2 separate regions of the Homo sapiens genome follow, and region 2 is linked to region 1. The links are chromatin loops, found by intact Hi-C in ENCODE. Cell type or tissue: PC-9. All regions are shown on one strand.

Evidence for each region. Hi-C counts contacts between places; a loop is a spot of excess contacts. Peaks named below come from ENCODE experiments on the same cell type or tissue, not always from the same donor. Only the 100,000 strongest peaks of a DNase experiment are listed, where the experiment ranks them.
Region 2: a loop joins it to region 1, with 2.7 times the contacts of the local background. A loop is called at or near these places in 13 of 110 quality-filtered maps.

Annotation. Positions count from the first base shown.
Region 1 is chr10:61,283,551-61,286,050 of GRCh38, forward strand. No RefSeq gene overlaps it. Among named protein-coding and RNA genes, the nearest start is that of TMEM26-AS1, 170 kb to the right of the region's middle. In PC-9, CTCF peaks have their summits at 946 (motif pointing left) and 1,148; a DNase peak (open chromatin) is centred at 851; H3K4me3 peaks cover 288 bases; H3K27ac peaks cover 426 bases.
Region 2 is chr10:61,732,068-61,734,567 of GRCh38, forward strand. All of the region lies in intron 5 of CABCOCO1 (ciliary associated calcium binding coiled-coil 1), which reads left to right. Among named protein-coding and RNA genes, the nearest start is that of CABCOCO1, 70 kb to the left of the region's middle. In PC-9, CTCF peaks have their summits at 1,458 (motif pointing left) and 1,658; no DNase peak of the experiment used is centred here.

The DNA of each region.
Region 1 (2,500 bases):
TTCATTTATTAAGCACTTGCTAGTGTTACCCTGTGTCACACAATCCATTCCCCACTAGCAGCCAGAATGATGTTTTAAAAATGTAATCAGATTGTGCAACTTGCTTGCTTAAAACCTTTCAGTGGCTTGTACAATAAGATGAATACAAACTCTAAGTCACTCCATGTTCTGGCCTGCCTGCCTCTCCAAATTCCTATTCATTGCCTCTTGGTTCCTTGACCAGGCTAAACTTCCTTCTATGAATGACTCTACCTTGTCATTTTAGTTCCACCTTAACACCTTTTCAGAGAAGATTTCTGCATACCTTATCAAAGGTGCCTCAGCTTGCCCCTATTTATCTTTATCACATTACCCACTGATTTTCTTCATAGCATATAAAACTATTGTATCTATTCATTTGCTTATTGTCTGATTCTTCCCCTAGAAAATAAACTCCATGCAGGTGTCCACTGCCTCTCAGTGTCTATGTGGGCCTTGTAATCCTAGAAGTCTCAATAAATATTTGTTGAATGAATTTCTGGGTACCGTCCTAGATGTTTCATAACTGAAATTTGAATTGCTAGAGGAAATTAACAGCAGGAGTCAGCGCTTTGGCAAAGGCACATCATGTCTCTTTCTTTCTTTCTTTCTTTTTGGTTGTAAATTATAATTTATTTCATTTGTAGAAACTTAAATTTACTTACAGGAAGCTCTTCAAAGGATGATGAAACTCACTTGTGAGATCGGTTGGCTTCCGATTAAGAGTAGGCATTATGTTTATTTATTGACGGGATTACTAGGAACTTCAAAAATAATACAAAAATGTTTTTTATCTTGTACCACATCAGATAAGCAAGTAACTGACTCAGAAAATTTATGATAGCCTTACCGTTGTTTTCCCACGGACTGTTCTGGAAATAGAAAGATGAAATCAGACTCCAGTGCCATCTAGTGGTCATGTTTAGTTCCTCAAGAAATAAAATCCAATGTAGTCTAGCACTGATTTTTCACTTTTTGGGAGATATTGGGCTTGTGTATGTGTCTTTCCAATTTCAGATATTACTTTAGAAATTTTAATAAATATTAGATTAATGCAACTGATGCAAGTTGGTCAAATTCTTGAAAATTTATGAGAAATGCTAATCCTTCATGGTGTTATGTTGTAGTAGAAATGGGTTTTATAAATAATAATTGTGATGATAACCCTTCATCAAGTTGTATAATCCTAAGGAACTGAACTATTTGACACCTCCCTTTGGTGATGGACATCAGTGGACACTCAGAGGCAAAGGAAGAATTCAGAATTTCTGATCTCCAATCCCATTTTCACTCTACTTTGTTGCATATGGTGATCTAAAGTTTGATTCCAGATGTCCCATCCTACTCATGTTTTCCATTCTTTCTACTGGCTTATAGTAAGATCTTTTACAAACAATAACCAGATCCTCAGTTTAAGAAGTAAAGTGTCCATTTTAAACAAAAATTAGAACCTCAAAAGTTCTTCATAAAATTATTTTCATCTCCTATGGTCATAACATAATTTATAGGGTCCACAGAAACTAACAGAAATAAATACTCTGGTTGCATCTAAAATGGATCATGCCCTGTGCTTATCTCTTTATGCACACTCAACAACGCTGCACAATCTAATGATTATTCCCTACATTAAAAAGATGAAGAGTAATACTCATAGAATCGGCATTTGTTGAGCCACTAATATATGCCAGGTATCATGCCAGGTATTTTTAATACATTATTTTATTTAATTCTACAAACTTTTCAGAAGTAGTTTTCATCTGTGCAGATGAAGAAACTGAAGCTCAAAGGAGTTGTTAGCCCAAAAACCCATATCTGGAGACTGCAATTGGAGCCCTTCTGGCTGGCTCCATATCTCTGCTCTTTCTAATCATTTTCCAGAAGTTTAAAAGGAATTTTGATTTTTAATTTTTAAAAAAAATTTTTCCCACCACATCATGCCCCATCAGAAGATCAGCAGTTTGAGGGCAGGAACCACATCTAATGCCTGGCATGTAATATCTCAATAAGTATTTGTTGAATGAATTGAAGGAGGCAGGCTTGAAAAGGTTCTAGTTCTCCAGCCAGTCATTTGGTTACCATTCATATTCGTTATTTATTGCTGCATGAGACTTAGTGGCTGAAAACAATAAATAATAAACATTTGCTATCTCAGACTTTCTGTGGTTCAGGAATCCAGAAGCAGGTTACCTGGATCTCTCATGAGGCTGAAGTCAATATTTTGGCCAAGGCTACAGTCATCAAGGCTCAGCTGGGGCGGGATCAACTTGCAAGATCACTCATATGGCTGTTGGCAGTCCCCAGAAGATCTGCATCCAAGCTCATTTGCGTGGCTATTGGCAGGCTTCCTCTCCCTACCACGTGGGCTTCTCCACAGGGCTGCTTCACACACATGGCAGCTGGCTTTCCCCAGGATGAAGTGATCCACAGGGAGTGAGAGAGAAGGCTCAAGATGAAAGCCACAGTCTTTTTATAACCTTATCTT
Region 2 (2,500 bases), 450 kb after region 1:
TTTGCCAGTTTTATATAACAATATTTAAAAGTAATTTTATTATGTGAAAGCAGATTACCCAAGTCTTTCTTTAAATCTACTTTTTGAATTCTTTATTGGCATAAAGATCTGTATGAGCTGAAAGAAAAGATATTTAAATTAATACAGTCTGCCTGGATTCCCCAGGGGAGTGATGAACTAGCATTTTAATTACTAACAAATTTAATTATTCAATCCAGGTGTGAACCATCAAAAATTTAGAGAACTCCTTTGCTTTAAGCAAGTACTTTTCATTTCTAGGAAAATATGATGCCATCAATGTCTAATCTAGAATGCAGGTTCAAAAAGCTGTCAGATTTGTAATGTGGTTACATTATTTTGTTTCAATTGTAAATTCCCAGAACATTAAATCTATCAATAGTTGACTGTAAAGACAACAACTACCACCCAAAAGTTAAGCCCTGCTGATATAGCCCACTTTAACTTTTTACCAGTCTTGGAATTACCTAAATCCTTTTGGCAAAACTGAAAAATGAAAAGTTTCCTTACTGGAAATAGATTTGCTATGTAAACAGTTATTAGAACCATATAATCTGTATCTATAACTACTGCTCCTGCGACTTTTCAAATTTAATAAAACTGTCTATTCAGTACAGCTTTCTTGGATTTGCAAGGCTCTGTTAGTCCTCAAAATAATAAGGCAAGGCTCACAAAGACAGATGGCAATTGCCAAGATTACAAGTACTTTTATATTGATTTTAAAAACTCTAGTAAAATATCAAAATATGTTATCTCCTGGAGAACAACTTGAAAATAAACTAGTGAAATTGAAAGTTAGGATGAGAAACGCTTATTAAATCTTAATCTTGGCCAAATCTTGATCTTTATCATTACAGTGAATGTTTTTAGAGCTTTTATTGGGATCAAGTGAACCAGTTTGGAAATGCTTTGATATTTATGTTTGGATTCTGTTTCTACATTTACTAAGATTTATGTAACTATCTACCATCTACTTAGCTAGATGTACCATTGCAAGTAGTATATACCGTGTTTAACTAATACCATTTACATATGCTTTTTATAAATAGTATCACTTATAGGTAATACATGCGTTTATCTGTTGTAATGTCTTTTGGGTTTGATTGCTTAACCAAATGTTCTAAACTATTTCTGTTATTTTAAAGCATTATATAATTTTAACCTATTTATAGTTTATTTCATTCAGAACATGCATCCTGCCATTTTTTGCTGTATTTTGAGATAAGATTTTATGTTAAATACATGCCTCAAAAGAAAGATTAAATTACCTACCTAATTTAGCAAAGAAAAAATATTTACCATATGTGAAGTCTACCTAGCTTGAGTTTTGAAATCCAGAATTTTCTAATCCAGGAGAAGGACTCACTATTTAAGGTGTTTAATCAAGAGCTGGAGAAGGACAGAATGAATTGCTGTGGCTGCAACTTACACCAGAGTCACACTATAGTGCCCTCCTGTGGAGGTTTGGTTAAAACTTCATTTTTGTGCCCATGAGAATGATTTTCAAACTAAGTGACAAAGTCATCACATTCAAAATTGCCAAAGTTCAATATAGTTTTGTCATTTTTTTCCTTTGCAACTAGACATTAAATTACTTTCAAAATATAAGAAACATTCACAGTTCAGAAGATTTGCAGTTCAAAATACAAACCGAGACTTGTCAGCATTTTATCTACATTTCTTATTTTATTTTAGTGGATTTTACCTCAATTTTTACTTAAATAGTTGAATGTTAAAGAGGAGAGAGCATAATCAGTTCCTGAACTAGGAAGATAAATTCTTCAGCTAACATATTTACAGATTTATGTAATAAAAAGAGTTTTCTTGTTAAAAGCATAAAGATTATAATATTGTAGAATCCCAAAAGAAAAAATAACAACAAAAGTTTAGACTATACACTCATTTATATTCATCAAAAAATGTGCAAACAGTGATTCTTTTTCAAACTGTTATACTTCCCCCCGCTTACCCCCAGTTGAAGAGTTAACCTTTTTTTCTGAAGATAAATTAATGCTACTTATTACGTATTTATTTCAAAATAATTTGGTTCATTTGTTTTTTCTCTCTGCCCTAAACCTCTTTTTACACTTAGTTTCAAGGGTATGAAAATGTGAATTTTATCATATGTGGCACGTGCACACTCATATATGCCCTGAGACTTCTTTACACAGTTGTCATTTGTACACCTTTAAAATTAAGTTTCAGTGTATACAAAATTCTCAGATCGATGGATTAGGTATTTCCTTTTGCATTTCCTCTTTTCCTCCCCAGCCCAATGCTCCACCACCCAAGCTTTTCTAATTTGCGACTGCCAGGGATGCCTGTTAACTATTGAAAACCTGAAGCCCACCTTCACTCTTCAATGGGATATTAAACAAGTGTTAAGAATCATAGAACCTAATTAAGACTTTATTCAAGAAGTAGGAAGGGGGAAAAAAAAAACACTAAAAAGACTTAAGAGAAAAACCAGGAAGTTTTACGC